2 separate regions of the Homo sapiens genome follow, and region 2 is linked to region 1. A link is a contact called in ENCODE POLR2A ChIA-PET data. All regions are on one chromosome and are shown on one strand. Each heading gives the region's core, a stretch centred on a gene start or an enhancer-like site at or near the end of the contact. The rest is flanking DNA. Distances are from core to core; before and after follow the strand shown.

What was found. ChIA-PET counts read pairs that join two places held with the same protein, here RNA polymerase II (POLR2A).
Region 2: POLR2A ChIA-PET joins it to region 1 with 10 read pairs in Panc1. The contact joins the promoter of ADNP here to the promoter of DNMT3B in region 1. POLR2A ChIA-PET finds 5 or more read pairs at or near these places in 2 of 52 experiments (Panc1 and WTC11).

Annotation. Positions count from the first base shown.
Region 1 is chr20:32,759,753-32,767,462 of GRCh38, reverse strand. It overlaps DNMT3B (DNA methyltransferase 3 beta), which reads right to left and starts at 5,078. Exons shown (of 23, transcript NM_006892.4): 1 at 4,764-5,078. RefSeq lists enhancers at 1-2, 830-1,493, 1,494-2,158, 5,618-5,667, 5,485-6,150 and 3 more and silencers at 4,048-4,147, 4,718-5,357.
Region 2 is chr20:50,927,619-50,934,542 of GRCh38, reverse strand. ADNP (activity dependent neuroprotector homeobox) reads left to right here and starts at 3,106. Exons shown (of 6, transcript NM_001282531.3): 1 at 3,106-3,717; 2 at 5,718-5,892. It overlaps ADNP-AS1 (ADNP antisense RNA 1), which reads right to left and starts at 3,559. Exons shown (of 3, transcript NR_110009.1): 1 at 3,489-3,559; 2 at 3,094-3,168. RefSeq lists silencers at 2,618-2,797, 2,661-2,848, 3,148-3,367, 3,518-3,567, 3,708-3,887 and 2 more and enhancers at 2,948-3,067, 3,487-4,277.

The DNA.
Region 1 (7,710 bases), core at 3,829-6,328:
GCGAGACTTGTCTCAAAAGAAATAATTAAAAAAAAAACACACACAAGAGCTTACAGACTGGGACAAGTGGAGGAACAGATACCAGACTGAGACCTCACCAGTCTCCTGGCCCTGTAGCCAGACCTACAGGGCAAGGTACTGGAAAATTGAGTATCCCTTAATATTGGCGGGAACACGAGGGAACACTAAACCCTACAATATTCTCAGGCAGATAAATGATGTTGTACCCATAAAACAAGACAAGGACCCCATTAAAAATTGAATTTGGGCCAGGCACGGTGGCTCACGCCTATAATCCCAGCACTTTGGGAGGGAGGCTGAGGTGGGCAGATCACCTGAGGTTGGGAGTTCGAGACCAGCCTGACCAACATGGAGAAACCCCATCTCTACTAAAAAAATACAGAATTAGCCGGGCATGCACCACCACGCCCGTAGTCCCAGGTACTCAGGAGGCTGACGCAGGAGAATCACTTGAACTCGGGAAGCAAAGGTTGCAGTGAGCCGAGACCACGCCATTGCACTCCAACCTGGGCGACAAGAGCGAAACTCCATCTCAAAAAATAAAAATAATTAAAAAAAAATTGAATTTGGGTGTGTTGGCTCATGTCTATAATCCCAGCACTTTGAGAGGATGAGGAGGATAGATTGCTTGAGCCCAGGAGACTAGCTTGGGCAATGAGGTGAAACCCCATCTTTACAAAACAAAAATTGGCCAGGCATGGTGGTGCATGCCTGTAGTCTCAGCTACTCGGGAAGTTGAGGCATGAGAATTGCTTGAACCTGGGAGGCAGAGGTTGCAGTGAGCAACCGCCACTGCGCTCCAACCTGGGCAACAGAGCGAGACTGTCTCAAAATATAAATAAATAAGTAAATAAAAAATAAACTAGAGCAGAGGTCATACCTATGCTATTTTGTTTGAATGAATGAAAAAATCTGAGTGAAAAGTGACCTAGAGGCCATGTGTGGTAGCTCACACCTGTAATCCCAAGCCTTTGGAAGGCTGAGGCAGAAGGATCGTTGGACCCAGGCTTTCAAGGTTAGCCTTGGCAACACAGCAAGACCTTGTCCTTATAAAAAAAAAAACTTAAGCTATCTATATCTACGTAGATATATACACATAGAGACAGGGTCTCGGTCTGTCGCCCAGGCTGGAGAACAGTGGCAGGATCTCAGCTCACTGCAACCTCCACCTCCTAGGTTCAAGCAATTCTCGTGCCTCAGCCTCCCAGTAGCACGGATTACAGGCATGCACAAACACGCCTGGCTACTTTTTGTATTTTTTGTAGAGTCACGGTTTTATCACGTTGGCCAGGCTGGTCTTGAACTCCTGGCCTTAAGTGATCCTCCAGCCTCAGTCTCCCATGTGCTGGGATTATGGGTGTGAGGCAGCACCCATATAAAAGCATAGCCAGGCACAGTGGCTCACGCCTGTAATCTCAGCACTTTGGGAGGCCAAGGCGGGTGGATCAGGAGGTCAGGAGATTGAGACCATCCTGGCGAACACGGTGAAACCCCGTCTCTACTAAAAATACAAAAAAAATTAGCCAGGCATGGTGGCCGGCGCCTGTAGTCCCAGCTACTTGGGAGGCTGAGGCAGGAGAATGGCATGAACCCGAGGGGCGGAGCTTGCAGTGAGCGGAGATCGCGCCACTGCACTCCAGCCTGGGAGACAGAGCCAGACTCCGTCTCAAAAAAAAAAAAAAAGAAAAAAAGAAAAAATAAATAAATAAATAAATAAAAAGCAGCCGGGTGTAACAGCCACGCCTACAATCCCAACACTTTGGGAAGCCGAGGCGGGTGAATCACTTGAGGTCAGGAGTTTGAGACCGGCCTTGCCAACATGATGAAACCCCGTCTCAATTAAAAATACAAAAATTAGCCAGGCGTGGTGGTGTGCGCATGTAATCCCAGCTACTCGGAAGGTTGAGGCAGGAGAATTGCTTGAACCCGGGAGGCAGAGGTTGCAGTGAGCTGAGATCACACCACTGCACTCCAGCCTGGGTGACAAAGCAAAACTGTCTCAAAAAAAAAAAAAAGAAAGAAAAAAAGAGAAAGAAAATGCTCACCACCAAGACGTAATAGTACCTGTATCTTCCAGAGCCTCAGTTCTATCACCTGTAAAAGGGTCCCAGTGAGAACATGAGCCCCCCAACAAAGGGGAGACATATCTGCTCAGTCTCTTTTTACAAGAGTGGCCTGCACATGAAATGAATTCCATACTTCACCAGCCCTGGTCCTCCGTGAAACTGGAAATCATCCTGAAAATTCATGATTTAAAAGAAAAAACTCCACTCAATTAGTAGTATGTGCCTGGGCTAAGGACTGGTGTGTGAGGAAGAGCACACAACCTCATACCTCTGAAAAGTTTCACATTTAGCTGAAACTGGAAAAGGCGTCTGAGCCTGGAGGTGAGGCAGCCGGCATAAGAGCTGGTCTAGGAAAAGGAATCCCAAGGTAAGTTTTCCTTGAAGAACTTGCCCAAGCCCCCACTGGCAGCAGGTCCATGGGGCTGCAATAATGAGGGGCGACAGGCGCCTCTGGATCACAGGCCCCACGTGGCTGGAGGAAGGGAAGGAAGCAGCCTCTCAACCCCACCTCCCTTGCTCCTCCCTTAGACCCCTGCAGCTCCCAGCTACCGTCTTCCCCTCCCCCCATCCTTTGCAAGGGGTGGGGGTTATGTCTATGACTTTAAGAGCAGGATGCCACTGGCCCCAGTCCTTGTCCCTTTGTCTCAGCACTCTCCACCCCAATGGGAAAAGGTAAAGGATCTCACTTAGTTCTGCAATTACACCTTTGCAGTAGGCCCCCATGCGTGGCCGGGAGGGCTTTAAAAACGGCCCCAACCCTTATAAAACAAAACCAAGACTCCGTTCGAAAGGGAACAAAGGCGGTTCTTCCTGCCAACTCCCTAATCGTGGACAATGATTGAGAAAAGCTTTCAGAGCTGCCTTCATGAAGGCAGGAAAAGGAGAGGCTGGCAGGGGTGCCTCCCTCCATCCCCAAATCTCAGGAATGGCCACCCTAAAATGAGGGGCTATTCGTTATTAAGTACAGACATCAACACTCACCATGTGCTGACCCTACACAGGCACTATCCCACTGCCTCTTTACCCAGGCCCAATGTGGTAGAGGCTATTATGCCTAAACATCTGAGGAAGATCAAGGGCTGAAGAGGTTAATTCACGCATAAGACTGGTTTCATCCTTACACAACCCTATTAGTAGGACTATTGCTAATTCACAGATGTAATAATTAAGGCACGGAGAGCAATGAACTTGGCGAGACAGGGTTTAAACACATGATGAACTAAGAACTATGCTTCCTTAAGGAAGGAAGCTTGCTTAGCCCGTGTGCTAGCTAGTGATTCCAACAATGGCAAACATGTATTGAGTGCTTACTGTATACCAACCCTATAAACTAAGTACCATCATCTCAACTCTGGAAAAATCAAGTCCGCACCTGGCGTTTCCAAGGTGGGTGAACAAGAAGCCCCAGCAGGCCTGGTAGAGGAGATAACAGCTGTTTCCCAAAAACTGCCACCCGTCTGCCACAACCCACCGCATCCAGAACTCAGGAGGCAACTCAAAGTTCATACTCTGCCCTTAATTCCCTTTAATTCAAACACTTCCCAGCTTCGGGGGAGGGTGGAAACACGGAGGCCCAGCGAGCCTCTCTCCTAGACCAGGGGAGGAAAAGGGAGCAGGGAAAGCTGGAGGCGCGGGCAAGACCTGGGCTCGGAACTCCATCCACAGGTGAGATCCTCCAGCGGGAAGCCTGGGCCCAAGGGCAGCGCAGTCTTACAACTTGTTAGGTCTTTCTCCGCTTCCACTTTCTCCCCGATAAAGTGGAGCTCAATACACCCTCCCCATGCAACCACGAGCCGGGAAGCTTATCTTCCAGGAGCTGGTGCTAGAGGTTTTGAGGCCTTAGTGTGCGAGTCTGGGAAGTGGGGCCAGCCGCACACGGGAGTTAGGCTAAGAATGGAAGGTAAGACCCCAGGGTAGGCGGCGTGGCCGGGACAGGGAGGCGCCGCCCCTCCGGCCGGCTCCTCCCGGGCCAGGTGTGCACAGGCAGAGGGCAGCCCCGCTGCTCCCCGCGCTTGATGGCTCAGCTCAGGAGCACCCCGGGAGGTCGCCCTCTGCCTCACGCCCTCCACGGCGCACACCCCAGCCCGCGCGAGTCTAAGCCCACACTCACGAGCTCTTTCCTAAAGCTGGGATTGGGGGAAGGGACAGCGCCTCGCCTGAAGACCCCACATCCCAGTTGCAAGGGGCGGACGCCCACCTGCATGGCAGAAACCCCTCCTCACCTCCTCTGCCCCTTAACTTTTCCCAAGGCAGAGGCCAGGTAATTACACCCCCTGCCCATGAGCAAAGCCCCTGTTCATGCTCTCGACGGGCACCTCCTCCTCCTCGAGTCTGGACCCCGGGAAGCCAGCGCGTCCCCCTCCCTGCGAGCAAGCTTCTCTCCTCTTCGGGCTCCTGGAGGCAGCAGACGCGTCCCTTCCTCTAGTATCTCCGGTCCCCGTCAGACGTATGTCCCCCGCGTCCCACCCGCTGTCCCCGTTCCACCCCAAGCAGGGTCCGTGGACGTTTCCTCACCCCGCAAACCCAGCCGGGTCTCCAACCCGGCGAGAGCCCCTCCTCGGGAGGTCCCTGGAGAGGGTCTCTCCCCGGCAGCTTCGGGAGCCCCCGCCGTCCCCTCCCCTAGCAGCCCTCGAAGCAGCTGGCGGCCGAGCCTCCCCGGGGCCCCGGGGCGCTCACCTGCCGCAGGGCTGGCTGGGGCGCGGCTGGGCGGCGGAGCCGCGGGTCGGGGCTGGCTGGCGGGAGGCCGGCTGGCGGCCGTGCAGGGCGCTGGGCTCGCGAATCTCCGGCGCCGATCGCCGAGCTAGGTTTACTTGGGCCACTTAACCCCAGCGCTGCCGGCCGGGCAGCGTTGCCGCCCGCTCGCCCGACCGCCAGGGAGCCGGTCCCGTCCGTCGGGGGGCGCTCGGAGCGTCCACGCGGGCTGCGGCCGCGGAGCCGGGAGCAGCTGCTGCGAGGAAGCGGCGCGGGCCGGACGGGGCAGCGGGAGTGGGTGGGGAGGGGGCGGTGCCGACTCCCCTTGTAGCCCCGGCCCGGCTCTTGCCCCGCCCCCGCCCGGGGGTGCCCCCGCCGCAGCCACTCAGATCCCCGCCCGGGCGCGGGGGGAACGGGGGGGCGGGGACGAGGGAAATTTGAAATCGCTCGGAGCCTCCCCTCCGCCCCTCTCCGCGGGCTCCGCCCCCTGGCCCCCTGCCCTCCCAACCCCGGGCCAGTGAAATCACCCTGGGGGATCAGAAGCCCTAAGCGGGAGGGGTGGGGTCAGACGTCCAAAACCAGACTCCTTCTGGGGCCTTTTTCCCGGGCTCCTTTCAACCCGAACGGAGACACACACACAGGCCTGGAGGCGGGGGCTCAGAGAGGGCAGGGCCCCCACTGTAGTCACACAGCACCAGAGTCTCCGCTTTAACCCCCACCTCCAGCCGCAGTGCCACCGGGGCGCCGCGGTGCCCCTGCCTGTCATCCTGCTTTGGACCCTCTGCCTCGCCCTTCCTCCCTTCCTTCCACCCAGCCCGGCCTTTGTCAGCCATCTTGAAGGGAGGGGAGGGCAGGGGAGGGGAAAGAAGACCAGCGGGTCTCTGGCTACCTGGGTTCCAGACCCTGCAGGCATGGACTGACTGAGGGAGAAGCCGCCCTCAGCAGGTCTCCCCACCTCTGCCCTGGGATGACCATTGAACCACTGGAAAACAGCACTTCCTAAAATTTATCTGACCTGGGACTTACATATTTGCTTGTTTACCTGCTTGTGGTCTGTCTCCACGCAGTAAACTAAGGACAGGATCTCAGTAGATGCTCAATAAATATGTGTTGAATGAATGAATGATTTATATCGCCTGTAAGCCCCTATAGGAGCCTCCCCTTTCAAGGTATATGCTACCTTAACCCCTCTCTGCCTTCACTCCAACTTCTCTGCTGCTCCTCAATACACCAAGCGTTTCCTTGTGATGGTGACTTTGACCTCGCTGTTCCCTACACCTGGACATTTCTTGCCCAGATCTTTGCAGGACCAGATTCTTACCCCTCGGTTTTCTCCCAGAAGGTCACTTTATGGAGAGGCTTTTCCCGATGACTCCACCTGAAGTCTCCCCTGTCCATCACTCCTATCCTATTTCATTCTGTTCCTAGCACTTACCGCGATCTGAAATTGTTTTGCATATCTGTTTTCCTGTTTACATTCCCCTACACACACACACACACACACACACACACACACACACACACACACACACACTATGGGAGCAGAAACCACATCTGTGTGGGTCTCCAAGTGCTTATAGTGGATGGGGGATGCATCAAAAAGGAGCTCAATACAAGTTTGTTGAATGAATGGGCATGGGTTTCCTGCCTTATGGGCTCCAGCTCCCTGAGTTACTCCACAGCTTTCTCCCTGTATCTCTTACCAGGTGAGTAAATGAGTGAAGGGTTAATTCTTTGGATGCCGCAAAAGTGTCTATACTTACTGGATCTTATTCTACCTAAGAGCTTGGGGAGAGGCTAGGGAGATACCAGAGAGAAATGGGCTCAGCTCAGCGCCCTGCCTGGCGCCCAGCAGGGCCTCTTGTGAATGAACAGCAGGACTCCTTGGCTTTCTGGCACAAACATACAAATTGGTGTCCAGTCCATTGGTGCAGGAAGAAGGGGGTCTCTCTGGAGAGGGCCTGTAGCTTGTCTCCACCATCTGGGGCACATCTTTTGTTTTGTTTTGTTTTGTTTTGTTTTGTTTTGTTTTGAGACAGAGTCTCAATCTGTCACCCAGGCTGAGTGCAATGGCGCGATCTCGGCTCACTGCAACCTCTGCCTCCTGGGTTCAGTCTCCTGCCTCAGCCTCCCAAGTAGCTCGGATTACAAGCGCCTGCCACCATGCCCGGCTAATTTTTTGTATTTTTAGTAGAGACGGGGTTTCGCCATGTTGGCCAGGCTGGTGTGGAACTCCTGACCTCAGGTGATCTACCCACCTCAGCCTCCCAAAGTGCTGGGATTACAAGCATGAGCCACCATGCCCAGCCTGGGGCATATTGTTGTTGGAAAGAAAACAGCATATATAAACAGGCCTGAAGCTGGGCGTGGTGGCCCACGCCTGTAATCCCAGCACTTTGGGAGGCTGAGGCAGGCAAATCACAAGGTCGGGAGTTCGAGACCAGCCTGGCCAACATGGCGAAACCCCATCTCTACTAAAAATACAAAAAATTAGCCGGGCGTAGTGGCGGGCGCCTGTAATCTCAGCTACTCGGGAGGCTGAGGCAGGAGAATAGCTTGAACCTGGGATGTGGAGGTTGCAGTGAGCCGAGATCACTCCACTGCACTCCAGCCTGGGCAACAGAGGGAGACTCCATCTCATAAAAATAAAAATAAAAATAAAATAAATAAACAGGTCTATGGGGAGGGCTCCTGGGCCTCTGTGTCTGAACCCTAAGCTAGGAACCCACAGCTAAACCCTGTGTCCTGAATTGTGGCAGAGGATGCCTGTGCCACCAGTGGGAACTCCGGGGAGGCCCAGTTCAGATGCCAAAGGGCTGGATTTTCTGGGACCACCTAAACCCAGGAAGAAAAAGCAGAAGGTTGGGTGAGCAGGTTGTCTCAGTCCCATCACTTGGGAAGGAGCAGGAATGTTGGGAGAATGGGTAGAAAA
Region 2 (6,924 bases), core at 1,857-4,356, about 18 Mb before region 1:
TGAATTGGGAAACAATTTGACAGCAGTTGATTACATAGCCGTTTTTTTCTCTTTTGAGCAATAACCTCTATCAGTAAGGAAAAATATTAATGACACTGAGGCAGAAACTTAGCTGCTACAGTAATTTTTAAACATCTTACTGAATTATATAACAATTTTTTTCTCAAAAGACTTGTTTTCATATTATTTAAAGACCCTCAGCAAAGCTCACATCCCTACTAATTTGAAAAATCTCTGCCTTAAGCTCTTCTCTCCATTTAGAAAAGTGTTCTGCCAGTTAAAATTTGGGCTAAGCTATCCAATAAAGCCAGGGCAAATATTATGTTTACCCACTTTCTCTAAAGTAGGTATTTCAGAAGAGATCAGTTAATTTCTAACTGTAGCATAGGTTATGGTCATGTAGTATCTTTTAAAATTTGAGTAAGGGCATGCTTTGAGCAAGTAAGTTTAAGTTGACTTTCTTCTGGAAATAAAAGTAAGAGGTGTCTCTAAATTATTTATTGAACAGTATTCCTAATTACTACATTTTCCTGGCTTAACTTGGCTGCTGAAGAAATTGAGGCCCAGCACAATGGCCCATGTCTATAATCCCAGCACTTTGGGAGGCCAAGGCAAGAGGATGGCTTGAGCACAGGCATTTGAGACCAGCCTAGGGAACATAGGGAGATCCTGTCTCTACAAAAATATAAAAAAAGCTGGGTGTGGTGGCACTCACCTGTGGTCCCAGCTACTTGGGAGGCTGAGGTGGGAGGTTCACTTGAGTCTGGGAGGTCAAGGCTGCAGTGAGCTGTGATCATGCCTGGACAACAGAGTGAGACCCTGTCTTTTTTAAAAGAAAAAAAAATGAAAATCTGATTTTTCATTTGCATTTCTCTCTGACAGATTCTACCAGAAATGAATCCCAGACTATAAAACCTGTGGTGTCATTTCGAACATTAAAACCACCCCCTCCCACGCTTCTATAGTTGAACCCATAGTACACATTCCAATAAGGGCCACTCTTGTTCTGTTTCCCTTATGTCCAGAACTGTCCAGCTGGCCAGTGAGGGAACTGCTTTCCTTAGGGAAGAAACTTCTCTCATTCATAACAAGAAGAAAATTCATCAGTGCTTGATGTGAAATTAGTTTTAAGCTAAGATAATAGAAATGTAATATTCTCAGTTTTTTTGGAGTGGTTAGAATTTATTTTTTCTTAACCTAAACTCAAAGTTGAGTTCTCAGTGTCAAGTATGTGGAGCAGAAATTAAGTAACAACCTTAGAGAACCTAATATAGATAGTACTGCCTTCTCAGATACTCACTAGAGTAGATAATGTTTGCCTTTTAAATCTTTTTAGTTATTCACACAATCATTATCACAACACTGTCACTCTTGGAATTTACCATAGAGTATTTGAGCAGTGAAGACTCATAGCATTTGGAAGTCATTTAGAAAAGAATCTGGAATATTTAGATGCATTTTTGTAGTAAATCTGGTGCTTAAACACTGTAAAATTAAATATTTACATCTGAATCCAGCATCCCATTTTGCTTTGTAAATGAGGCCAAAGATGAAATCCAGATGTTTTCCCTTGTATTTGTATTATCACTATATGGAATCTAAGTATATCTAAGAAAAACTAAACTTAAACTTACTTTGCTTATTTCATATTAGTTTTTATCTGTCTTCTGCAGTGTGTAATTAGATTCTTTAGTTTTCTGAATCAAATGCTTTGCCCCAACCCCTTTTTCCACGACTTTTTTCAGCTGTTTTCCCTTGAAATACTGACTTGGCTTTTAAAGATACATTTTATCACAATTGCAGAAATGTGTTGTATAAAAGTTTGTTAAACAGGGCTAACTGAAGTCTTAGATGTTGAACAGCTATGTGTAACCACAATTTATACTACTTGCAGCGAACTCAGATTATTTTCGGATGTTAAGTATGGCTTGAAACTATGTTAACTTGAAATGTAAAGAAACAGCAAAAGACAGGTGTATTTACCTAAAGATCACATATTAAGGAAACAGGCTTGGTTAATTCCTCACTATTGACATCTATTACTTGTCAATACATTTAACCAACCAATGATACTTTAAATCATAATGTTACTTTGAACAACCTACTTTAAAAGGTTGGTTCAAAAATGTTGAGGAGATAATGTATTGGTTGGGATTGACCTAAATTTACAAAGCAACCATGTGCTGTCTTATGCTACCCAGATTGTGGGAGCACCAAAAGCTATGTCCCTAGGACTACAAAGTGTGTTGTTTAAGGATCTTGCAGAGAGCCAATGCCCCTATTGGCAACATCACTTCTCATCCTTAAGTTTCACCAGTTGGGTGGCCTCAAGGCACTAGGATTCCCATTTTTTTTTTTATTCAGGTCAGAGAAGAGTCCATCACTGTGACTGGGAAGAATGTCAAGTCACAGGGTAACGGCGGACCTTAATAAAATCTCGGCCCCTCTGCACCGAATACCCCACCAGGAAGGGCTAAGGCATCCATGGGGTTGTGTCTCATCTCAAGTCGCTGTGTGAAGCACGAGGCCCTCACACCTCATTTAAGGCAGGAGGCGTCAGGGGCGACCGGCCAGGTGTCCCGGCGCCTTCCCGCCGCTTCTCAGCCGTGGAAGCGCGGGCATCTGAGCACGTGGAGCCGCCCCAGGCCGCCCCGCACACCCCTCCCGCCAGATGTAGTCCAGGCCCAGCTGGGCCCGCGCAGGGATCCCCAGCACGGCCACCTGACTGAGTGCTGGGCGTGCTGCGGCCCGCTGCTTCTGCCTCCGCCGCCGGCGCTGCGGCCAGAGGAAGGCGCCCGCCGAGCACACGGGCCCCGGGAGCGCACTGCGGCCATTATCCGCGGCGCCTCCTAGTGGGTCAATGGCAAATCCGCCTGGTTCTCGCGAGAGCTCCCCCCTCAGTGGGGATTATATAATTTCCCTCAAGCGGGGGTGGGGGTGCTGAGAGCACCCTCCCTCAGGAAAAGTTAGGTGCAAGCAGGGGTGGGAGTAAGAGGAACCCCCCCTGGGGAAAAGGGGGTTAGGGGTGCTGTCCCCACTGCCCCCCCCTATTTAGCTGGACAATGAGTCCTCTTATGCTAATGAGGCACTTACGTCACTTCCGCTCTTTCTCGGCCGCCATTTTGGCTAGGGCAGGTTCGGGGACTCGGTCCGAGGCGCTTGTATTGTCTGCTGAGGGGAGACGCGGGATCAGCCCCCTCCCCCGCCCGTTGCCGCCGCCGCCTCCGCCGGCCCGGTCTCCCCTCCGCCGCCCGCCGGGATCCATGAGCTGAACTCCCGCCCCCCCCCCCCCGGCCGCCGCCATCTTGTGCCCCCTCCCCCTCCCGCAGGCAGCGCTAAGGGGGATTTTGGCGTCTTCTCAGACACAGCTCCCTCTCTCGGTCCCCGCTGCTGAGGAGCGAGAGGAGCGCGGCCGCCGCCGCCCGCGCCGGTGAAGCCGCCTCTCCCACACCCTCCGTCTCCTCCCTCCGCCCCTCCTTTGTCTGCACCGCTCGACGACGCCGCCGCCGCCCGCCGCTCTGCTGCGCCCGCCGCGCCCCCCGGCAGCACCCGCGGCCGCGGCGCGAGCCGGAGTCCGCCGAGCCGGAGCGCGACGAGGCCCCGGGCGCGCCCTCCCCGCTGCCGCCACCGCCGTGCCGCCGCCATCCGCCCGCCGCCGCCGCCGCTGTCCGGCCCCCGAGCACGCCGGCCCCGCGCGCGCCTCGAGGCCGAGTCAAGGTAAGCCCGGCGCCGCCGCGCGCGGACCCGCGGCCCTGCCCTGCCTGGCTTCCCGACCCCGGCCCGCGCGGCCGCCAGTGCAGCCTGGCCCCGGGCGCGGGCGCATTGTTGTTCGCATCGCCGCCCTCCAGCCGCACACACGCTCCTTTGCACACCCCGGCGCCGACGGGTCCCCCGTCCCGGCACGGACCGCTACCCGACTCTGCTCCGGAGGTCCAGGCGCCTCCTCCTGCAGCCCGACCCCCTTCTCCGCCCTGTGAGCCCACCGAGGCCAGCACTCTGCCTGGCCGCCCGGAGCTTTTGCAGCTAAGGGCATCTCCCCCAGCCAGAACCGAGCTTCTCCCATCCTGGAACTAATCCCGTCCGCCCCCCACCCCCAAAAGGAGCCCCCCCACGCACACCCCCATGCCTTGAACCAGCCTTCTGCCAGGTCTGCCCACCCTTACCTGGGGGAGGGGGGACGGGGTTGGGGGGGGCGGGGAGCATGCATGGCATGGAGTGAGTCTTTGCCTCCCCTGTGCAATCCTTCTTCCCCAACCTGCCAGCTTTCCTCTTATCCTGACCACAGTTCACCACCATCCCTTTTCCCCAATCTCAGCTGCCTGGTCAGCACCTCTTTCGAACATTCTGAGCCCCAACTTTGCAGTAAGGTGGTAGAAAATGGAAATCCAGAGAGCTGCAAAAAGATTTTTTTTTAATGTAATGAATGGGGAGTAGTTTTGTGAACACACTCGTATTCACCTCTTCTTTCCTCTGGGAGGCCTGCCTGCCTTCCCCTCCCCCCCAACCTTGATCCCTGTCTGCTGGAAAAGGCGCGATTGCTTCTCTTCCTCTTCTGCCCAAGACCAAGACTCTAGGTCTGATATCCTTTTTAGCCACACACACACACCCCCCACACACGAAGTCTTCTTAATCTTCTTGAATTTACCAGTTACTCTGGACACTTCTTGCCATAACCCCATTTCACAGACAAAGGCTTAGGAGGGAAAAAGAACCAAACTGTTTCTGTGTTTGTCATGTTAATGATGTCCATCCCCACACACCCAGTTCCCATCCCTGATGCTTCTTGTGCCTGTATCTTGAACCTTCAGAATGAAAAAAAAAAAAATCTCTTGGATAGCTTGATACAGTTTCTTTAGAAATCTGCATTGTTGCTTCTGGTTTATGGCCATGGAGAAAATACCAGCCCCCACCCAAAATGCACCGCAGCCAAGTCGGCTAAAGGCGATGAGTGTTGGAGTCAGTAGGGGGCGCATTCTCTGCACTGGGTAAGGCTGCAGAGGGGGGAAGGGCCCCCGAGCTAGAACAGGATGTGCTTCACAGCGCCTTCTACAGACCATGGGAAAATGGGCCCAGCAAGACACACTCGCACTCTTAGTTGGTGAGCTGACAGCAACATGGCGAAGGATTAAGTGAGTCAAGAGCAGTGATTTTACTTCTTTTAAAGAGCCCACCCTGCATTTTAGAAGTTTTCTCCTTTTACTTTTTCAAAACTGTTGGCCCCCAGTCCATATTTGTTCTTGACGAATCACCTTGGCACATCCTTGGTTCGGATTCCCTTCCTCTGGAGTTCTTCCACCTCAAGTTTTGAATGTGTCACCATATCTTTCCTAAGTCTGGTGGTAAAGGAGAAGGTTTGAAACAAAGTAACAGGTTTGGGGGCATAGCTGGTTAACTCCCTTCTTCATAGGCCAAATCTTTCCAATTCTTTGAGAGTTAAAAATCATTCTTGAGAGATGTTGGATTAAGTGTGTAGATGGGTGTCATGATTTGCAAAGCCTTGTTGGTAAACATCAAGCCCATGTTGGGTTCTTCATTGTCGAACTCAAGTGTTGATTGTAAAAATTTCGTTTCCCTCCAAATTTGGACTTGTAATTGCCATTCATTATCTCAGCAGCCAACCACCTTTACAAAAATGTTGATACCAGTCTTCTGTGAGCACCCACCTTCTTAGGGTGTGTTGATTTCCATAGATTTTACTCCTCTTGTTATTTCCATAGGTGTGAGATGCACAATGCGAAACCTAGGCCCCAGCTTTTACACCATGATGCGCAGGGTTGTACTTTTTGTACTGAACTGATAGGTGGCCTAGTGGTTATGCCCTGTACTACCATTTTGAGGATCTGGACTCCGTTTCCTGCCTTGCTCTTTGGACCACATTGTCAATTCACACCGGTGGGTATATTCATTTTGGAGGGTGGGAACTGCAGCAACAGGGAAGCCAGAGACTTCCTTCTCCTTGGTCACCACCAAAACCAACACTTCCAAAATTTCAGCCTAGCCACATTCCTCAAGGAACCGGTTAGAGCTGGTTGCAGTAGTGGGTTCTGAACACTTATTAACATAAGAAATTACTTACAGCTTTTTTAAGAGAAATTTTTACAGATGCTAATATTGTAATCATTTGCATTCTACACCCCTTTGTATAAAGTATAAGTATTCAGTTACTATTACTTTGATAACCCAATCTCTAGAGTTGCTAAGCTTCTAAAAGCCTTAAATGTCTGATGAAAACATGGTTTTCCATGAACTTGTTCTTGCTACCAAAGATTGACAGTGGTTGATGTTTGTGGGTACCTTTAAGACTTTGTATGTTACATAAATACACCAAGATAAGTTTATGGAGAACTGAATGGGTGTATTCTTTGATACCTAGTTAACCAGTTGGTGCTTAACAGGAGAATTTTTCATTGGAGAATTGCTACCAGGTAACATTTTGGTGAGTGAAAAGGAGGCCCTTTGGTACAGGTATTTGACTAGAGACATTGCTTCTACAATTTCTTAGTCATTGTGAAAAATCACATATTTAAATGGGATTATTTAAATTTTTAAATACTGTATAGTATTTGTAGGCAGGTATAGTTTTTATCTTTATTTGGTGTTTTATATGCAGTTATTTAAGTTCTGAAAATGACCATATAATTTGAAGACAACTTATTTGACGGAATGTTTGAAATGAAGTTTGTTGAGGGGCTTTTGTTTGATTTAGCGAATGGGATACAGTGTTGAATGATGTCCTAAGTGGTAACAGCCATTTTCCCTTAAAGGAAAACTTGCTGTGAGCTCTTAGAAAGCATGTATTCTACTGTTTCAAAGGTTTCTTGGTTTTAACACTCAAAAAATAAGGTGAGGCCAGGTGAGGTGGCTTACGCCTGTAATCCCAAAACTTTGGGAGGCTGAGGCAGGAGAATCACTTGAGGCCAGGAG